2 separate regions of the Homo sapiens genome follow, and region 1 is linked to region 2. The links are chromatin loops, found by intact Hi-C in ENCODE. Cell type or tissue: lower leg skin. All regions are shown on one strand. Each heading gives the region's core, and the rest is flanking DNA. Links, peaks and the distances in the headings are about the cores only.

What was found. Hi-C counts contacts between places; a loop is a spot of excess contacts. Peaks named below come from ENCODE experiments on the same cell type or tissue, not always from the same donor. Only the 100,000 strongest peaks of a DNase experiment are listed, where the experiment ranks them.
Region 1: a loop joins it to region 2, with 16 times the contacts of the local background. A loop is called at or near these places in 7 of 110 quality-filtered maps.

What each region holds. Positions count from the first base shown.
Region 1 is chr3:15,406,566-15,417,208 of GRCh38, forward strand. METTL6 (methyltransferase 6, tRNA N3-cytidine) reads right to left here. Exons shown (of 6, transcript NM_152396.4): 4 at 9,207-9,377; 5 at 7,456-7,597; 6 at 3,195-4,872. The coding sequence ends at 4,691. Among named protein-coding and RNA genes, the nearest start is that of METTL6, 16 kb to the right of the region's middle. In lower leg skin, for the core only: no CTCF peak of the experiment used is centred there; no DNase peak of the experiment used is centred there.
Region 2 is chr3:16,247,710-16,258,352 of GRCh38, forward strand. LOC124906218 (a long non-coding RNA gene) reads left to right here and starts at 3,477. Exons shown (of 2, transcript XR_007095838.1): 1 at 3,477-7,566; 2 at 9,816-10,643. It overlaps DPH3 (diphthamide biosynthesis 3), which reads right to left. Exons shown (of 3, transcript NM_206831.3): 3 at 9,352-10,643. It also overlaps a transcript of GALNT15 not described here. RefSeq lists an enhancer at 7,973-8,474. In lower leg skin, for the core only: no CTCF peak of the experiment used is centred there; no DNase peak of the experiment used is centred there.

The DNA of each region.
Region 1 (10,643 bases), core at 1,632-9,631, 840 kb before region 2:
GAAAAAAAAAAAACAAACAGTTATATATATATATATATATATATATATATATATATATATATATAGAGAGAGAGAGAGAGAGAGAGAGAGAGAGAGAGAGAGATGGAGTCTCACTCTGTTGCCCAGGCTACAGTGCAATGGCATGATCTTGGCTCACTGCAACCGCCACCTCCCAGGTTCCTGCCTCAGCTTCTCGAGTAGCTGAGACTAAAGGCACCATGCCTAGCTAATTTTTTGTATTTTTAGTAGAGACAAGATTTTGCCATGTTGGCCAAGCTAGTCTCGAACTCCTGACTTCAGATGATCCACCTGCCTCAACCTCCCAAAATGCTGGGATTACAGGCATGAGCCACCACGACCAGCAGTTAATCTTAATGTATCTTAAATATATGAGAGGCCACTTGCTCAGTGTCAGAGGTCGGCATGTCATTAAACCAGCTTTAAATATTGTTTTTATTGTTTATTTTTTGAGACAGACTCTTACTCTGTCACCCAAGCTGGAGTGCAGTGGCACAACCTGGGCTCACTGCAACCTCCACCTCCCGGGTTCAAGTGAGCCTCGGCCTCTCAATTAGCTGGGACTACAGTGGACTACAGACATGCACCACCACGCCCAGCTAATTTTTGTATTTTTAGCAGAGACAGGGTTTTAACATGTTGGCCAGGCTGGTCTCCAACTTTTGGCCTCATGTGATCTGCCCACCCCAGCCTCCCAAAGTGCTGGGATTACAAGCATGAGCCACCATGCCCAGCTTCACCTTTAAATATTCTAAATGAAAACTTTTGCAGCCTGGCTTTATGGGGGTTAGAATTTGGGGCATAATTACTCCTGTGGGTAGAGACAACTCCAGGTTGTGTTTGGAGGAAACTGTTGGCCCCATTCACAGGTATATGCCCAGCCAACCACTGGCAAAGGAAGACGACTTCATCAACCTGTTTTGCTTTCTCTGAAGTCATTCTTACTTGTCTCTTGGCCGGATGGTCTGCCCAATAGCTACCCTTCTAAGGGACAATAACCTAGACCTCCTGGTTCCTAGATTCACATCAAACCCTCCACTGAGAACACTATTGATGGAAAACTGACCGAAGGACCAACAGCCCGTTAGTCTTCTAGGGATTCTAAACCCATCTAGACCAGCCCCTTTCAGTCCTCTTCATCCACTTATTTGACTAGTCCTTTGGGGGTTATATCTATGTTAAGCTATATTATCAGAAACAATGCTTTGATACTTGTGTTTATTATTGGTAAAACTGTTAAGTTTGCCATGTTGTAGTGTTCTCTTTATGGGAACTAGAGGGAAAGGTTCCTTAGATCTCCAGATTAGGGGTAGCTGCCTCAGGTTTATCGCATGGAGTCTGAACTTGATCTTGTTTCCTTCTTTACACTGACAACTAGGAAGCAAAATCTGTTATTTATCCTTAAGTGTATAAGACCTGCTGTAATGCAGTTTGTGTGGATAAGATTATTTTCCTGGCCTCAACTTTTATTTTCCTTTAGCCCAATTTCCCTACTTAAAATCGTGTAATTTTTGTATTTTTGTAAGTTGTCCTTAAACTTTTTTGGGGAGAATTTTAAAAATAGAAGAAAAACTACTCTCTGGTGTTAGACTTCAGAATAGAGGATATCCTTGTGGGGACAGTGACTGGAACGAGACACAGGGGTGGCGTGGGTTCTGGGGTGCCAGTCATGCTGGACGCGTCATACAGGTATGTTCACTCTGTGATGTCAGTGAGCTAAATACTTATGATTTGTGCACTTTTCTGTATGTATGTTAAGCTTCTATGTTCAAAAAATGAGGACTGAGGGAAATGATACTCACGTGCCATATATATGTACTTCCTTTAATCCTCTGAACACTTTTAAGTTAGTAGTTATCCCCATTATAAAAACGAGGAATGTGAGGTTCAAACAGGTTAAGGAATGAGGCCAAAATTCCAAATGACTTCTGATAACAAAAGCACAGGCTTATCCTACTACACTACACTGCTCCTTGCTCTTTTTTTTTTTTTTTTTCAATTGGACACGGGGTCTCGCTCTGCACCCATGCTGTAGTGCAGTGGTGTGATAATGGCTCACTCCATCGCTACAGCCTCCAACTCCTGGGCTCATGGGATCCTTCAACCTCAGTCTCCCAAGTAGGTGGGACTACAGGCATATACCACCATACCTGGCTAATTTTCTTATTTTTTTCATAGAGATGGGGTCTTGCTACATCACCCAGGATCCCACTTTCCTACTTTAAATGGCCTGTCTTTATCCAGCTTAGCCAATAAAATCCAAGAAACATTGGTCAGACCTAGTAGAGACACAGGTGAAAGGACTTCTACGGAGGGGGCAGTGGGCAGCATCTGAGGCTGAAGCTGGCTGTGGGATTCATTTGGCGGAGGGGGCTTTGGGAGACAGCACTGGACTGAAAGTGCGGAGCTTGAGGCTGCTTCTGGACAGGGCTGGATTCTCACTGTGAGAAGGCCCATGAAGCCCCCTAAAGGTCCACCATCTCTACAAGTTCCATCAGCCCCTCCCAAGAAGTTGAGGACAGATGGCAGAATCACAACACCCAGCACGCACAGTGTGAGCCCTGCTGCCTGCCCCTCTTCTCTTCAGGAGCCAGGATTTATTCTGATTGTACAGAACCACTATGACTATTATCCAACCCCTTCACACTGGGACCCCTCCTCCAGATGTAGTTGGAGTTGAAGGGCCCAGGCCTGCTGCATGTGCAGTCCAGTCATGTACTCAAGACAGGGTTCTCACAAACAGCTTTCTGCAGAAAGGCAAACAGAAAGGCTTACAGGCTCAACTCGTGAGCAGAACAAAATAACCTGGATTTTACTTCATAAAGGAAAAGTCATTAAAAGGCAATGATTGGGAAAGAGGTCAGCAGACCAATTTAGGGATTTCCCCATATTCTGCAACACTAGCTACGTGATTTTGGACTCATCATTTACCCCTTGCTACTGCTTCCTCATTTCCCAATAGGGAGTTGGAATGTCCATTCTAAAGCCCCTCTCAACTCTGAAATTCTAACTCTAAACTAGACACCAGTCATCTTCTCCGAGAAACAGCACTGGACAAATGGGGCAGAGGGGAGGACAGGTGATGGCCATTCCCTCTCTCCCCCCCAGGGCAAACAATGTGGCAAGGAACTGGCCCAGTGATAAGGGGTCTCAACAATCAGATATGGAGCCATGGAGGGTTCTTGAGCACAGACAGAGCAAAAGTGGTATTTGTGGAACACTGGTTTTGAAGAAATACATAACTGAACTAAAGGGGAGACCAATGGGCAAATATGACACTCGAAAAAGAAGAAAACAGAACACTCCTTTAGGCTAGAAATATATATGAGTGTCTTATTTTAGTCTACTTGGCCTCATTTTTCCCCATGGTTGTCTGACATGTTGCCTGGGGGAACACTTACAGTCACATGAGTAATGACAAGAATCTCTTTACGTGCTACAGGGTCCTTAGGCTTTTCTTTGTGGAATTTTACAGTGAACAATATGGCTAAATTATGTTATTCTATAAAACTTTGACTACTTTTCAGGCCTTGAAATTTTATTTACATGTCTCTAACACACACACATACACTTCCTATTTTTTAATACAAAAAGTACATAGTAGCCCCCCGTATCTGCGGGTGGTATGTTTCAAGACCCCCAGTGGTTGCCTGAAACCAAGATGGTACCAAACTCTAAAAAAAAAAGAACAACTTTAACAATATACCGTAATAAAAGTTATGTGAATGTGATCTTTCAAATTTTTTTTGTTTTTTTTGAGACAGACTTTTGCTCTGTCGCCCAGGCTGGAGTGCAGTAGCGTGATCTCGACTTACTGCAACCTCCACCTTCCAGGCTCAAGCTAACCTCCCACCCCAGCTGGGACTACAGGCACATGCCACCACATTTGGCTAATTTTTGTATTTTCTGTAGAGACAGAGTTTCACCATGTTGCCCACACTGGTCTTGAACTCCTGGGCTCAAGGGATCTGCTGGCCTTGGCCTCTCAAAGTGCTGGGGTTATAGGCATGAGCCTATAACCCTCAAAATATCTTAAGAAAAGTAACTGACTGCAGTTGAAAACAGGTAATTGAAATTGTGGTAAGTGAAACCATGGATAAAGCGGGACTACTGTACATGCTCATTAAAAAAAATTAAGGGCCAGGCATGGTGGCTTACACCTGTAGTCCTAGCTACTCAGGAGGCTGAGGCAGGAAGACTGCTTGAGCCCAGGGGAGGTCGAGGCTACAATGAGCTGTGATCACACACCACTGCACTCCAGCCTGCGTACCACAAGATCCTGTCTCAAAAAATATATAAAGTAAAAAGAGTGATTTTATTTATTTATGAAACAGGGTCTCACTCTGTCGCCCAGGCTGGAGTGCAATGGCATGATCTTGGCTCACTGCAGTCTCCGCCTCTTGGGTTCAAGCGATTCTCTTGCCTCAGCCTCCTGAGTAGCTGGGATTACAGGCACTCGCCACTATGCCCAGCTAATTTTTTTGTATTTTTAGTAGAGATGGGGTCTCACCATGTTGGCCAGGCTGGTCTCAAACTCCTGACCTCAGATGATCCCCCAACCTCGGCCTCCCGAAGTGCTGGGATTACAGGCATGAGCCACCGCACCCAGACGAAAGAGTGATTTTAAATTTTCCTCTTCAAGGGAAGGTATAAATGCCAACCTCATGAAAGGTCAGGACTTAGGATCCAGGCCCAGGACCACAGGAGATGGGTTCTTAGGAGGCTTTAGAAATTTGCTCTGAAGGAAAACTCTTGGCACACACAGGCCTTCTTTTTTATTCACCGTCTCTCGAAACACATACTCGTTTACCACTTCTTCATAACCTGTGTCCATAAAGAGCTGAGCCAGGAAGTCTGTAAGACAAGCATCAACAATGCTCAACAGTCTTCATAACATTACATTTGCTTTGCAGTCCTTGAGGAGGGATAGAGGGCTGAGGCTATTTTAATATTTTTTTAAATGAAAACCTCAATGCTAAAATTTAAAGGTTTTGATTTGGGAACTAATACACTCCTTCTCCTCTTCTACCCAAACAGAAACCTCCAATTAAACAATTAAATCAGAACAAGGTGAAGGACAACCTGGTGTTCGCATCTTGCCTTATTATGAATTCTCAAATACAAAAGCCCGAGTAAAAAGAAACAATTCCAAATTGGTTATATTCCTTTTTTTTTTTAATTAAAAAAAAATTTTTTTTTGAGACACAATGTCACTCTGTCACCCAGGCTAGATCAGGAGCACGATCTCGGCTCACTGCAACCTCCGATTCCTGGGCTTAAGTGATTCTCCTGCCTCAGCCTCTTAAGTAGCTGGGACTACAGGCACACACTACCATGCCTGGTTAATTTTTTTGTATTTTTAGTAGAGACAGGGTTTCGCCATGTTGGCCAGGCTGGTCTCAAACCCCTGACCTCAAATGATCCCCCAATCTTGGCCTCCCAAAGTGCTGAGATAACACGCATGAGCCACTGGGCCCGGCCGATTATATTCCTTTTTAAAAATTATCTTATTGTTTCCCATCTCCGAACAAAAACATAAAAATTGGCTATACTCCTACAAGGTCTGCATGTGCTCAATTTGTTTACATCAAACATCTTATTCATCCTAACACGAAGGAGGAAAATTTGTGATCAGAGTGGAGAAAAACACCCAGTGGTGACCTAGCTCCAGGAAAATCTAACCCAAATAATACATCACTACACATTAAATGAAACAAACAGAATAAATGGTGAGGCAGCAAAAATAAAGACTCGTACTAAGAGCATTGCTCCAGAGAACGTGCTCTGAAGCACTCTGCAGATATCACTGAATCTTCTCAATATTTACAATTGGTTTAAATTTTATGAATTAAAACATCTTTTGAATTTTAACCTATTTTGATAATTTTGCATTTTGTTTTGTTTTGTTTTGTTTTTTTGAGATAGGCTTCTCGCCCTGTCGCCCAGGCTGGAGGGCAGTGGTATGATCATAGCTCACTGCAGCCTCCATCTTCTGGGGCCAAATGATCCTCTTGCCTCAGCCTCCTAAGCAGCAGGACCACAAGTGCATGCCACCACTCCTGGCTAATATTTTTTTTTTTTTATTTTTAGTAGAGACAAAGTTTCACGGTTGCCCAGGCTGGTCTCGAACTCCTGAGCTCAAGTGATCCTTCTATCTCAGTCTCCCAAATAATTTTGCAGCTTTAATAGTAATCACTCAATTTTAATTCATTTTGGTATCTAAAAGAATATTTCATTTCAAGAAGAAAAATGTTTGTTAAAATAGAGGTTAATTATCTTCCTGTCTAGATGATTAGGTAGACTATGTTCAAGACACCTAAAAGACCAAAATAATGTTCCACATTTTCTTATCAAAAATGACTTTTTAAATACCTCTTTAGGCTGGGCATGGTGGCTCATACCTGCAGTCCCAGAATTTTGGGAGGCTGAAGTGGGCAGATCACTTGAGACCAGGAGATTGAGACCAGCCTGGCCAACATGGCAAAACCGCATCTCTACTAAAAATACAAAAATTAGTTGGGTGTGGTGGCACACACTTGTAATCCTTGCTACTTGGGAGGCTGAGGCATGAGAATCACTTGAGCCTGGGTGGTGGGGGTTGCAGTGAGCCAAGATCATGCCACTGCACTCCAGCCTGTAAGACTCTGTCTCAAAAATAAATAAATGCCTCTTTACAGCAAATTTGCATATTTATTTAAAAACAGATCCAGGACAGGCATGGTGACTAACACCTGTAATCCCACCACTTTTGGAGGCTGAGACAGATGGATCACTTGAGCTCAGAAGTTCGAGACCAGCATGGGCAATATGGTGAAACCCCCATTCTACCAAAAATACAAGAAATTAGCCAGCCATGGTGGCATGTGTCTGTGGTCCCAGCTACTCAGGAGGCTTCGGTGGATCACTTGAGTCTGGAAGGTGGAGGCTGCAGTGAGCCAAGATCACACCACTGCACTCCAGCCTGGGTGACAGAATTAGACTCTGTCTCAAAAACAACAAAAAAACCAAACCCCAAAACAGATCCAATCAATTCTACAGAAAAAGGTTTCCTGACTTTGTGCCATGGGAAAGTAATCTCAAGGCATTATACTGTCAAATTTGCTTTATTTTTAACTGGACAAGAAGTTTCTGACTTGCCCTCCCTCTTATTCCAGCACAATTCCTAGTAGGGAATCCACATGGCATGTCAGAGGCTGTCCATTAACCCAAGCTCATTAGGGGAGTCACTGACACCAGAGAAGGCTTGTGAGCTCTTCAAGGGCAGGGGCCAGGTCTGTGCCTTCCAGGTGCTGGGTAAATATTGTGCAGTAGAGGGCTTGTTTCAGGGTCTCGTGCACATGTCGCAAGCCTTCTCCAAGCAGCCTTGCAGTGATAATGCAATCAAATAAACAGAAACAAAGAATAAAACATTTAAAGACTGGATTCCATTCATCTTACCATCAGTAAAAAAATATGATCTGGTCCCATCTTGTCTAACATAAAAGTTTTCTCCAAGTTTGCTGCTGGCTTTAAACCTAAGCATGGCATGATCATACAGTCCGTAGTCACGAAACAAGACACTTTTGCCTGGTTTTAATACCTATGAAACAAAAGCAGGCTGAACATGACTTTGGAGAACCCTGTCAAAATAAAACCTGATTAAGTTAGGACTTAAAATAAATTTGTGATAGTTACTAAGGGGACAGACTGAAATGCCCATAATACGGAACCAAAATGGCCTACTACTTAAAAAGATAGTAAGACCAGGCAGGGCTCCATAACACTAAGACACTTCTTTTTTTTTTTTTTTTGAGATGGAGTCTTGCTCTGTCGCCCAGGCTGGAGTGCAGTGGCATAATCTCAGCTCACTGCAACCTCCGTCTCCCACGTTCAAGTGATTCTCGTGTCTCAGCCTCCCGAGTAGCTGGGATTATAGGTGCCCGCCACCATGCCCGGCTAATTTTTGTATTTTAGTAGAGATGAGGTTTCACCATGTTGGCCAGGCTAGTCTCGAACTCCTGACCTCAAGTAATTTGCCCACCTCAGTCTCCCAAAGTTGGGATTACAGGCGTGAGCCACCTCGCTCGTCCCTGAAGACAATTCTTGAGTACCTCCAAGAGCACCCTGGAATGTCCAGTGTCACAGGATTAAAATGTTAGAGACCAACCTGGGCAATATAGTGAGACCCCATCTCTACACAAAAATTAAAAATTAGCTGGATCTGGTAGTGCGTCCTGTAGTCCCAACTACTTCAGAGGCTGAGGTGGGAGAACTGCTTGAGCCCAGGAAGTTGAGGCTGCAGTGAGCCACGTCCATGCCACTGCACTCCAGCCTGAGTGACACAGCAAGACCCTGTCTCAAAAATAAATAAATAAGTGTTAGAGACAATAAATGAAAGTGTTATCCTCATTGAAGCACTTTCTTGCAACATTTTATTCACCATCTCCTAGTACTCAAACTGTATTCAACTGTCTCTTAAAAAAACAAACAAACAAACAAACAAAAAACCAGAATGTCGTTTTGGCTCTTTACTGATTCAGGTTGGTTTTCCTCATTCTGAGCCTCAGCTCTCATTTCATTGTGCCACAATGTATAGCTCAATCACGGTGCTAATGACTGATACATGCCTAGCATTTGACTGCTTAACCATACATTTTCTCATTGTATCTTCACCCAACTGTGGGACAAAGGAATGTGATTATTATTCTCACATGAGACACGGAAACCAATACTCAACAGGGTTAAGTGATCTGCCAATGATCATACATTAGCTTTTTTTAGACAAGGTCTTGCTATGTTGGCCAGGCTGGTTTCAAACTCCTGACCTCAAGTGATTCACCTGCCTTGGCATCCCAAAGTGTTGGGATTACAGGCATGAAACACCACACCTGGCCAAACTGTGTACTCTTGACCACTAAACCATAACTCCTCTCACCTTATAGCAGGACTCCATGGATCCCAGGTAACTGCAAAATCATCCTTGTCCCAGGGCTGGCGAAGCTCTGAAGAGCAGCCATGGCACTGCACAAATCAGAATTTAGGGTGGATGTTTTATGCCAGAGGACCCCTTTCTATACACTCACTACACAGCCTACCTAGTGAGAATGGAGAGACTATGTGAATCTAGACAGTACATGAGCCTCATGAGGGAAGGTAAGTAAAAGAATCCAGACTGTCCAACCCTCAAGTGCAGGCCCCAAATCACTAACCTTGTAAATGTTTTGTAAGACAAGGTGCATCTTATCAGGATGAACAGCTGACAGCACAAATATCAACATAACAACATCCACAGACTCTGGCGGTACATGATCCAGAAGATCATCTTTAGTCAGATCACACTGGAATACCTTGCATCTTTCTGTATCATATAAAGGATTTTGCTACAGGGGGAAGAAATACAAATGAATTTTAATGCAACCACTAGGCTGATACATATAGAAAAATACAACATCAAAAGGCGATCCAATTTCCACTTGTATACATAGAAATTATCACTGTTACCAGATAAAACTGATTAATAAATCACTCACTATAAAGCATGTAATATTCACTACTGCTACAGGAGCAAGACTTCATTTTAATAAATCATTTTTAACTGAGGAGACAATAAGAGTATCACGTACTCAAAACTGAGCATTTTAGAAGCATATTATTTCCAGAGGGATGATGATCCAAAACTGGCCTCTGCTTCTTTTTGTTTTTTAAAGAGACAGGGTCTCACTCTGTCTGCTGGGCTAGAGTGCAGTGGCATGATCATGGTTCACTGCAGCCTTCACCTCCTGAGCCCAAGTTATCCTCCCACTTCAGCCTCCTAAGTAGCTGGAACTACAGGTGTGCACCACTGCATCTGGCTAAATTTTTATTTTTATTTTTGTAAAGATGGGATCTTGCTATGTTGTACAGGCTAGTCTTGAACTCCTGGCCTCAAGTGATCCTCCCACTTCAGCCTTCCAAAGTGCTGGGATTACAGGCATGAGCCACTATGTCCTGCTGGCCTCTGGCTTCCTTAATCCTCCTTTGAATCATCTGCTTAAAGCCTAAACCCTATGAGAAGCCCTTCTAATTCCCCTTGATGAGATGCTCCCGCAGTTCTTCTGGGGTATATTTTCTCTTTATGCAGCAAGCTAAATAAACTTAACCTTTTTTTGACTACAAATGTGTTCCTGGTACATTTTGGTTGGTAGGCTTCAACACATGTATAGGAGTATTATGAAGAAAAACATTAAACTTCTATTTCATGTAAATGAGGACCTGAATAAATAGATATACAAAGTTACTGGATGGGAAAATTAAATGCAAAATTAAAAAGATGTCAATTCTATTCATAATTCCATTTGTAAATCCAATGCAATCTAAACTGATTCCCAACAGATTTCTAGAAACTAGACAGGGTGAATCTAATTCATCATAAAGTAAAAATCTTTAAGAATAGCCAAGTCAATTTTTAAAATGATGAACAATGAGGTAGGTATGGTGGCTCATGCCTGTAATCCCAGCAACCTGGGAGACTGAAGTGAAAGGATCGCTTGAGTTCAAAGCTGCAGTGAGCTATGATCCATGCCACTGCAAGCTAGCCTGGAAAACAGAGCAAGATCTCATCTTTAAAAAAATAGGCCAGGTGCGGTGGCTCACGCCTGTAATCCCAG
Region 2 (10,643 bases), core at 1,283-9,282:
TTTTGTCTTCCTGTACTGGGAACATAAAAGTCCCTCACCATCCCCTTGACCTCTCAGCATTTCCAGGGCTTCCCTCGACCTCAGTCTGCTGTCCCCCTCCCGGACCCAGCACCTTTTTAGCACTGAGGATCTAACCTTGTGCTCATGAGGCCTGGCTTGGTGGCGACACGTCACCCAGCACACACAGGGGCTGTCCCAGGAACGAAGTGGCATGCACATGTGGCACTCCAGGCTTCCAGCTCATCTGTGAACAGCTGCGGTCATTTGGTGGCGAAAACTCTACAGCCCACCTACCAGCCTCCTAGCCGCAGTCCCACCTGCTCCATTTTCACTACAGTCGTTTTTGAAGAGGGGCGGTGTTTCTCCTGCAGTTTACTGACAATGTTTACAGAGAAGCTATCGTTCAAGCTACTGTTCACTGCCTCCCTCCCCCGCTCAAAACACATGAAAAGTTATTCTGCCCTAGAAAATATAGGTGCCTTAGCCAGCAGGCAAATAAACATCCTCGTGGTCTATGCCCTGCTTTTGTGGTCTAATTCATTTTCTCCCTCATTCTCTCTCTCATTCTCTCTCTTATTCTCTCTCTCATGCTCTTTCTCTCTCATTCCTTCTCTCCCTTCCTCGTTCTCTGTATCTGTATCTCTGTCTTTCATAAGCCGAAACACACATACACACCGTGATATAAGAACATATAAAATCACGTGTAAGGATATTGGAATACAATTTAAGGTGAGTGCAAAAAAGGGCAGAGAATGGGCAGTGCAGAAAAGCTGGAGTTGTCGGGGGAGAAGACTGCTGGGCCCCGGATGATGAGCCCTTCTCTGAACAGCATCCAGTTTGGACACAGTAGAGAACACTGACAATCCCAGGTCATTGTGCCTTCAGTTCCTTAGAGGAAAAAAAGACAGCTTGAAGACAAAATCACTGTGAGAGTCACAGAAATGACAATGAGGCATCTGTTTTTACTTGAAATAGGTATGCATTTTTAAATGCCTCGCTTACCTCAGGTGGGTGGTGAATTCTAACGTACTTTCATGCCAGTTACTTCTGCACACCAGTGGGAGGCATCCCTGAGTGCTCTCTGACAGCTGAACGGATCTTCTCAGAGATGCCCTTATTCCAGCACTATTTCTGCAATGTATAGAAAGCACTATCCTTGGAATCAGTTTCCTGCACTTGGGAATGAGGCGATGGAGACTGAGGAGCCCCAGACGGGAGCCAAACAGAACCTTGGCTGGGGTGGGCTCCTCGTCAATGTGTGTGTGGATGGGGCATGGCCAGGCAGGGCAGAACTTCCTGACCAGCTAGGAGTCTGTGGAAAGCAGACTGGTTAATAACATGGACCATTCCAGCTCCTATCATTATGCATGGCACATAGCAAGAACTTAACAAATATTGATTAAATGAAGAGGAGTAGCAGACACTTACTTCACATTTTTCCACATGCCAGGCCTTGTTCTAAGTGCTTTTCTTATGCTAACTCATTTTGTCCTTTCAACACTCCAGTGAGGCCGGTGCTGTTACTCTCCCCATTTCACAGATGGGAAGACCGGACAGAGAGAGGCTAAAATGCCCAGAATCAAACTAGAAAAAGGCAAAGCAAGGATGTACATGAGTATGAAGCAGGTGCTGTGCTAACTGCTTACAATTGTTATTTCATTTGACCCTCATAGCACCCTGTGAAAGAATATCATTGTCCCCATTTTATAGAAGAAACTGATGCTCAGAGAGGTTAAAACAATTCCCACTAATAAGTGGCAGACTTAGGATTTGAACCAAGGACAATCTGACTTCAGACATAGCCATAGGGGATTAGCGCCCCCTATTGCCCACTCTAGTGAGTTCTTAGGCTGTTGGGGAGCAGCCTGGCAGTGTCCAGGGTTGTCCTATATGCCTGCTGGACCCTGGCTGACTGGGCCCTGACAACCAGCATCCTGGAACTGGCCAGAGGTGCAGGGACAGGCTGGGGAGGGGTGCAAAGGCCCTATCTGCTCCCTTCCAGTCGTCTGGGGCGTTCTCACATTGGCAAGGGCAGAGTGCTCCCTTCCTCTGAGTGGATCAGGGATGACATTGATAGGCCCCTGGAAACCAGAACTGCTGGCTTCTTCTGGCCTGTGTCTCAGATGCTGACCTCTGGGGAGTGAGAGTCGGTTGGAAATCCAGCCCTTTCCTCCTCTCTGAGCCCATCTCCTCTGGAGGGGTGCTTTCCTCTTGGCACCTTTGTGCCACATGGGAAATTCAAGTGTCCTTTGGTCCTGCTGGAGAAATAATCCTGCCAACAAAAAGACCCCTTCGTACCAACACAGGAGAGAGAGGGCCCAATTTGTCACTGGGTAAGCATTAACAGACTTGCGTGAAAGTGATGCCAAAGTCTGGACAGAATTTCACACAAATTTATAAAGTAGAAGAAAGAGCAATAAAAACTTCTCTTTTTATCTCCTTGAGTGACAAATGGATGGGTCTTGTGATTGTTTCCTGTGCACCTCCAGAGACTCCTGATTTAATTTCCAAGGTGTGTGTTAGTATTCTAAGGATTAGAACGTCCTAGACTTTGCATTATAAAATCTAAAAGTCAAGAAGGCTCCCTAAAGGGTGCCTCCCACCTTAAAGGAAGTAGCATCATTTTATCCTTACTGTGTCTTCTGAAAAACCACCAATATTATTCCCCAAAAACACCTCTTTTTAACAAAAATTTAATGACATGACCCTTCCCATTTCTCTGTGCATCACTTGGTGGAAATCTACAGTGAGTAGAGTTTACCAAAAACTTCATGTTTATTACCTATATTTTTCCACTACCCTGGGAACCTCCTTTTATTGATGCAGAAACAGGTGCTAAATAGTTCTCCTAAAATTGATGTGGGAGAGCTGAGGCTTGAACCCAGATATTTGACATCCACTGTCTCTTCTCTACTCTCAAAGAATGTATATATAGACATTCTATAGCAAGCAAAGAAAGGTAATAGAAAAAAAGATGAAGTTAGTAGATGCGTTATTTCTTCAGTGCGTGAGCACCATGCCACATTCTAGAATAGAACTGTTCAAGAGAACTTGCTGTGAAGATAGAAATGTTATTTGAGCCATCCAGTAGGGTTACCTCAAGCCACAGCACATGTGCGCATGTGTACCTGAAATGTGGTAGTGTGACTACTAAGGCACTGGCTTCTTAATTTAATTTTATACATTTTAATTTAAATTCAGGGCTGAGCACGGAGGCTCACACCTATAAGTGTGCCGGAGGCCCAGCACTTTGGGAGGCTGAGGCAGGAGGATTGCTTGAGGCCAGAGGTTTGAGACCAGCCTGGGCAACATGGCAAGACCCTGTCTCTATAAAATATAAAAAATTGGCTGGACATGGTAGCACGTGCCTATAGTTCCAGCTACTTGGGAGGCTGACCGCAGGAGCTGGAGGCTGCAGTGAGCTATGACTGCACCACTGCAGTCCGGCCTCGGTGACAGAGAAAGACCTTGTCTCAAAATAAGTAAATAAATAAATACATAAATAAATAAATTTACATTTAGAAAGCCACACATAGCTAGTGGCTACCATGCTGAACAGCACAAAAGCCCTGCTAGGCACATCTTGAGATGTCACTGAGGCCAGTAACTGACTGGCTGTTTGCTTCAGACCTTGGGGTGAAGATCCTGCAAATGTCAGCTGCCCGGCACTCACATGAAGTAGGCTGCCCCTTGGGAAGGGGAACACATGATCGCAGAGGGTTTCTGGCTGCACTGCCCTCCTGCAAGCTGGCGTGGGCTTGGGCCTGCCAGCACCAGAGTCCCATGACTCTAGCTCCCCCAGAGGCCCTGGCGCTGTCTATTCACCACCATCCTAGGACTGCTGCTGCTCGCTCTGCTCCTCCTCTTCCTCCTCCCCATCCCCCAGCCCAGAAGGGCAGCAGTCCTCTCGAGTTTGCCCCTTCAGACAAACCAGGACAGCTTCATCCAAGTATAGAAATAGTCACCTGCTTTCTCAAAGTCACATCAGAACAGAGCTGAGAGGAACCTTAGAAGTCATTCCTTCATTCCTCCTACCGCCACCCCATTTTACAGTTGAGAAGCCAAGACCTAGAGAGGTGATCAGTATCATCTTTGGCCTCTTTGCCCAGGGCAGTGACCCACTGAGTCCACAGATGGGGCAGGAACACGTGTGTGTGCAGGAAAAACAGGAACCATCTGGCTGGGGTCAGGCATTCCTTCTGCCTCTTTATGTCCACAGGATAGTTTTTTAAATTGATGATGAGGAAGGTGCATGTTTGGCAAAGAGGACAAAGCTTCCAATCGTTTAACTGCCAAAACATACATTGGGGTCACTTATTGGTGAGAAACATTTCTGTCCTGTCCTTACAGATTCTCTGTAACATAATTCTAGTTTTTAAACCCTCCCTTGCACAGAGATTAGGCCCCAGTTCTCATAAATAAAAAATGCTTGGAGCATATTTATTGATTGCACGACACCGTTTATCCATTTTGAAGTGAGTAGTACTAACCATCTTAACACTTTTCCAAGCAGAAAGTTCTCCTTCATGGCTAACTTCACTGACTTTTTCCCCCTCTAACTCAGCGTGGTATGGAGAGAGCTTAGCCAAGCCAGATGGACAAGTCACTGATAGGCCACATTCTGCTAGGAATATGTAAGCTATATATGGCAGACTTTGTTTAAGGTCCAAAGTTCAAGGTTTCAGCTATGGTCACGCGGATCATATCAGACTTGAAGTGAGAGCTGCTGTCCTGATTTGAAACAGTCTGCATAACAAACTGTTGGGCACCACTGAAATGTATCAGGGAACTCGCTGCAAAAAAAAAAAAACACTCAAAATGAATCATCCCAAAGTTCTAGCAACCAGGAAACAGACACAGTAAGGTGAGTAGTCTACGTTCCCGTGGGCATTCTAGCTCATTTTTAATGACATCTTATGAGTATATGGCTCCATTTCTCTCCATAATTAGAGTTAATAAATACCTTCAAGAGGATGTTTATGGCAGACTTTGGAATATTAACTCGTTATTATCAGAGTTATGTTGCTGAAGGTGAAGCCTGGTTTTGAATACAGAAACCACAGCCAATGCCTCACTCACCTCAAAATGCAAATGTAGCAAAAATTAATCCCATGGGACTGTTGTCTCATGTCTGGCCAGAAAGATGAGAATAACTAATTTGTTTGAAAGTTTCAACTGCTTCCATCTTATGCCTTGGAAAGTTTTTCAATTATTCAAACACTACCATAAAAGAAAGACAATGGCATTTGGAGTCAAAAGTATTTGTATTGAAATGCCAAGCCAGTCATTTAATGACTGTGATAGATTAAATTACTTTTCAAAATTCTTCACTCCTTCCCTCCACCACCTCCATGGAAGAATTGTATTTCCCTGCCCTTGACTTTAGCTCAGCCATGTGATCATTCTGGCCAATGAAACACTGGCAGATCGGATGCAAGCCATGACTTCAAATGTGCATGTGCAGTGGGACTTGGCACCTGCACCTGTTCCAGCTGGTTCACTGGCCCAAGAAGGAAGAGAAACGTAAGACTGGACCCAGACTTAATCTGCAGTTTAGAGCCACTCAGCCAAACCCAACCAAGATCAGCCAACCCCCAGCTGACCAACAGACACTTAAACAAGAATAAATGACTTTTGTTTTAAGTTTTGGGGTGGCTTGTAGTGTAACAACTCCTGATTGATACATTGGCAAAGACTTAGTTTCAGTTACTATGAGGATTATGATACCAACTTCATAGTGTGATCTAAACAATGCGATGCTATGATCCCTTTACTCATTGAAGACCAATAATGTCCCACTCCTGCCTTGACTTCCCCAGTGATGTATGTTACAATTTAGCTAAACTGGGCCTACATTTCCCAGTATTCCCTTCTCTGGTGGTCCTGGGTTAGCACTGACCACAAGAGAATTTTTCTGCAAGATATGGAAGCCAGAAGTAAAGCAGCAGACATGTTTTTTTAGGCTCTGAAGGCTGGAGCAGGATCCCAGGAACAGTGGGTGCTTATGCATGTTGCAATCTGCTAGCTTGCCTTGTTCTGGGCCAAGTGGTTATGCAACTCTGTGGAGACGGGTGCCAGCTTCCCCTAGAAGTCACCCACAGCATTAAGGTTGGAGGTAGTGAGACAGATGTAGGTTCCGGTTTGTATTTTCTCTTGTTCACACCAAGCTTCCTTTTACGACTACCAGTTTGGCCGACCAATTACTACTTTAGGATCAACATCAGATGCAGAAATAACCGCCTTCCCTTGATGCCTCCACTAGCTCCCACGCCGTGTAAAGTCTAATCCTTATAACACATCTCCATTCTCTCTCACTCATGGTTCTTCAGCTTCTTGGGATTGAACCCTGATACATTGTGGCTGAGTCCATTGTTGTCTAAACCTGTAAATTCAGGCAAGTACCTCACAACATAGTCTTAAGTAATTTATTATGGAGCAAGAAACACGTAAGATTAAACTATTATTTATTGAGCCCTTACTAGGTGCAAAATCTGTGCTAAGTGCTTTACATGCGTTATCTCATTTAATCTCATAAAATGGTCCCCAATCCCCTATCCAGTATGCTTTACTCTCATCACCATCATCAGTTGGTGGTTCGGAGATACCTGCTAGCTACAGTAATGCTCTAAGTCCTCACTGCCATTAGGAATTGTACACTGGGACCCAACATCCTCTGGGGTGGACCCGGTGGCCTGTGCTGTCCTAAAGTACACACAGGTAGTGCCCATTAAGGGTTTGCTTTCCCCTGTTCCTCATTCTCAACTTTGGCATTAATTTTTGTCCAAAGATACAATCTTTGACCCTATCAAACATTCAGTTCCCCTCTAAGTATGAAGTCTGGCCCCAAATATTTGCCTAGTGACTGGGTCCTGATACCAAGGTCAGATCTCACATGGAAATTGCCCCAAGTGTCGATCCTCCTGGACTGAAGCAATGCTGGTGGCCCTGTGCACTTATTGGGATCTCCTACTCCTTACTGGGCATGTACCCCCATTTGGGAGCTACTTCATATACCAAATCAAGTACCTCTCACTTGCCACAACTGGGACTGAGATGGCTATCTTCCTTGGAAACAGACTGCTGGGCCTACCTGTGCCTCTGCAATCTACATTGGTAGCTAGGTTAGTTTCCCGGCATTTGTCCTGTCTCAGCAGGTGCTGTGGCAAAGTTTTCCAGGTTGTACAAAGATGAAAATTAGTAGGGTTTCTAATTAAGATATTCAAGTGGATTTGAGTGGCTTTTCAGTATCAGTAACTGTGGTAGTTTTGTACTATATTAACTTGGCCAAGCTGGGACTATTTCCCAGTATTCTCTTCCCAATATGGTTCTGGGTTACAGATGAGTAAAAACAAGAAATTGGTGCAAGGTTTGAAAGGCAGAAAGGAGGCAGCAGCTGTGACTGGAGAGCGCTACAGTGTAAGGTGGTGAGAGACAGCTGCAGAGGCGCTGGTGGGTTGGCTTTCATCTTCCGTCTTTCCTGCTGCATGCCTGGTGCTTCTTCCTGCCAGCTTTACTGACCAACAGCAACTCCAACCCCATTACCGATGCTCGGCTGCAAGCTCAGAGGTAATCTCACCAGGGAAGCAAAGACCCTTCCAGACTTCTTCACTAGCCCCTTCCAGGGTTTCCACTCCTGCAGCTGGACATTCCTAACTTCCAAATTTCCCCAAAGTTCGAACTTGTCCACCTGTGCCAGGGCTTGAAGAGGACGTGCCTTTTTTCCCCCTAATTTGAGTGGTAAAGTCTGAAGACTGAAAAACAACTTTCCTTTTTAAAATGCTAACTTGTTTTCCTAGAATTTGAACAATATTCATTCATACATTACAAAGAATTGTGTTTCGTTCTGAGTTCTAGGGCTCTTCTGTAAGTGCATCTCTGCAAGTATGTAGAGAAAGGTGGAGATTCCCCCCACTCTACTTCCACTGTATTTTAAGCCTTTTGTGGAATTGTGATTTCTCTTTTGTGTGTCCTTTGTTTTAAACTCTTAGCAAGGAATAATTTGTAAACTGGTTTCCCAGTCAAATATGTAATCATGGCAATTTGCTAGGTAAAAAGCAGGGAATGGCAGGCATCCTCAAATGGAGTTAAAGAAATCCTAATTACTTACACCTGCAGAAGCTGTTGCTTTTGTAAGGTATGTAATTAGCAGCCAGCGTGTGCTGGAAAATGTGATTGTCTGTTTAAATACGGGATGCAGCCCGGAGGCCGCCCAGTTTAGAGCTCTCCCGCTGTGTACATTAGCCCAGCCTGGGCTCTCCTGGCACTTGTTAAGGCTGACTGCATGCCTAAATGCAGTGTGTGGCCAATTGAGCCCCCTTTCCTTGGTCCATGTGCAAAGCAGGTGTGATCATTTTAAAAAATTGGCTCCTTTTGGCTGGGTGCTGTGGCTCATGCCTGTAATCCCAGCACTTTGGGAGGCCGAAGCTGGCGAATCATGAGGTCAGGAGATCGAGACCATCCTGGCTCACACGGTGAAACCCTGTCTCTACTAAAAAATATAAAAAATTAGCCAGGCATGGTGGCGGGCGCCTGTAGTCCCAGCTACTCAGGAGGCTGAGGCAGGAGAATGGCATGAACCTGGCAGGCGGAGCTTGCAGTGGAGATCGCGCCACTGCACACCAGCCTGGGTGACACAGCGAGACTCCGTCTAAAAAAAAAAATGGTTCCTTTTAACTTAGTGATTATGAACTTTCTGCTTTTCTAGCCCAGTGGTTCTAGGCCTTGGCTACATGTTAGAATCGCTAGGGAGACTTTTTAAAAAATCCTGATGCCCAAGTTGCACCCAAATCAATTAAGTCAGACTCACTGGGGCATCAAATTTTTAAAGCGCCCGAAGCGATTACAAATGTGCTGTCAAGTTTGAAAACCAGTGGTTCCCAAACTTTTAACTGCATGCGAATCAGCAAGCAGGCTTGTTAAAACACAGGTTGCTGGGCCCTACCCCTAGATTCAATAAGAGGGAGGCAAGGGTGTCCAAAACTTTGCACTTCTCATATTTATGCCAAGAATACTGTCAATGTTTGCTGTGGCTTGGATATGGTTTGTCCACACCAAACTCATATTGAGGCTTGGTCCCCAACGTAATGGTGTTGAAAGATGGTGAGACTTTTAAGAGGTATTTGGATAACAAGGGATCTGCCCTTGAAGAAATTAATGACATCTGGTGGGAGTGAGTGTTCCCTCTCCCAAGACTGGATTAGTTACCAAGAGAGGCGGTTGCTATAAAATAAGGCTGACTCTCCAGTATGGTATCTTTGCACATGCCCGCTTCCCGTTCTGCTTCTCCATCATGTTAGGACACAGCACGAGACCCTCACCATGGTCATAACATGAACTCCCCAGGCGCCAGACTCATGAGCCAAATTAACCTTTATTCTTGATAAATTATCCAGTCTCAGGTATTGTTACAGCAGCAGAACATGGACTAGGAGAAAGCGCAAAACAATGTTTAATTCCTTTCGGAGTTAGAATAGTTAACCATTTTTTGCACATGACAGGCATTAGCTGTCATGTTTTATAGATACTAGCTCATTTAATCATTTTCACAAGGCTGTTTCCTTCTCATCCTTCAGGTCTTAGAAAAAGTGCCAGAGCTCAGACTCCCTTAAAAAGTCACCTGACCCAGTTACTCTCTCCCACATCACCTGGTTTGTTTCCTTGGGGGCTCTAACTCATCTGTAATCTTGCTTCTGTCTCTTCTAGTTCCACTAAGTTTCCAAATGTAGAAACCGAATCTTCTTCCCCTAGTGCCTAGCATGTGACAGGTACTTCTTTGCCTAGTGCATAGCACATGACAGCTATTTTTCTAATTGCAGAATGAATGGGTTCACACAGCAACCCTGTCAAAGAGGTACTATGATCCAGATTTCACAAACCAGAATATAATTATTAAGTAACTTCTCGGAGATCACAGTGGAGGAACTAAGATTCAAATTGTCTTCTGACCAGAGCTGGGCTCTGAAACCACTCCAAGAATTGATCATCAGCCTTAAACAATCAGTTTTCTTTCCTTGTAATAAACTGAGTTACTCATCTAAGAATGTCAACTTTGTCTTACTACCACTTGACTCAGTTATTTTTTTCCCAAACAATAGAAATCCAGAGCCCAAACTGTAGAAATTGGCAATTTCCTTATTTAAAAACTACTGTCCATAACAAAAAGTCTATTAACAATACCCCAAAGCAGTTAAGATTTCTACCTCATATAAAATCATAAACATTTTAATTCAAAATGTTGACATTTAGAAGAAAAACTACATAAAAGCAAATGGATTTGAATTATCTGACTTTATTTAGCATGCAATGCAATTTATTCTGGCAATAAATTAATATGTGCAGTTATAAAAAATGTTGGGTACTTTTTCCAAGAAAAATGTTTCTGAATGTGCACACTAGAATATATGCAGAATCCTTTAAACAGTCGACTTCATATTTTAAACTTGTAAGTGTGGTAACATCAAGTTTTGGAAGAATGGACTTTTTCTGTAATTCATGATTTAGTTTGAGTTTATAAAGGTTTTAATTGCAATTTCAGTTCCTACAAGCTACCAAGCCTGAAATTAGAGAACTGACAGCTGAGAAAGGCAATCACCTGATCGAGTCTCCTAATTGTACAGCTGAAGAATCCAATGGCCTTGCCAAAG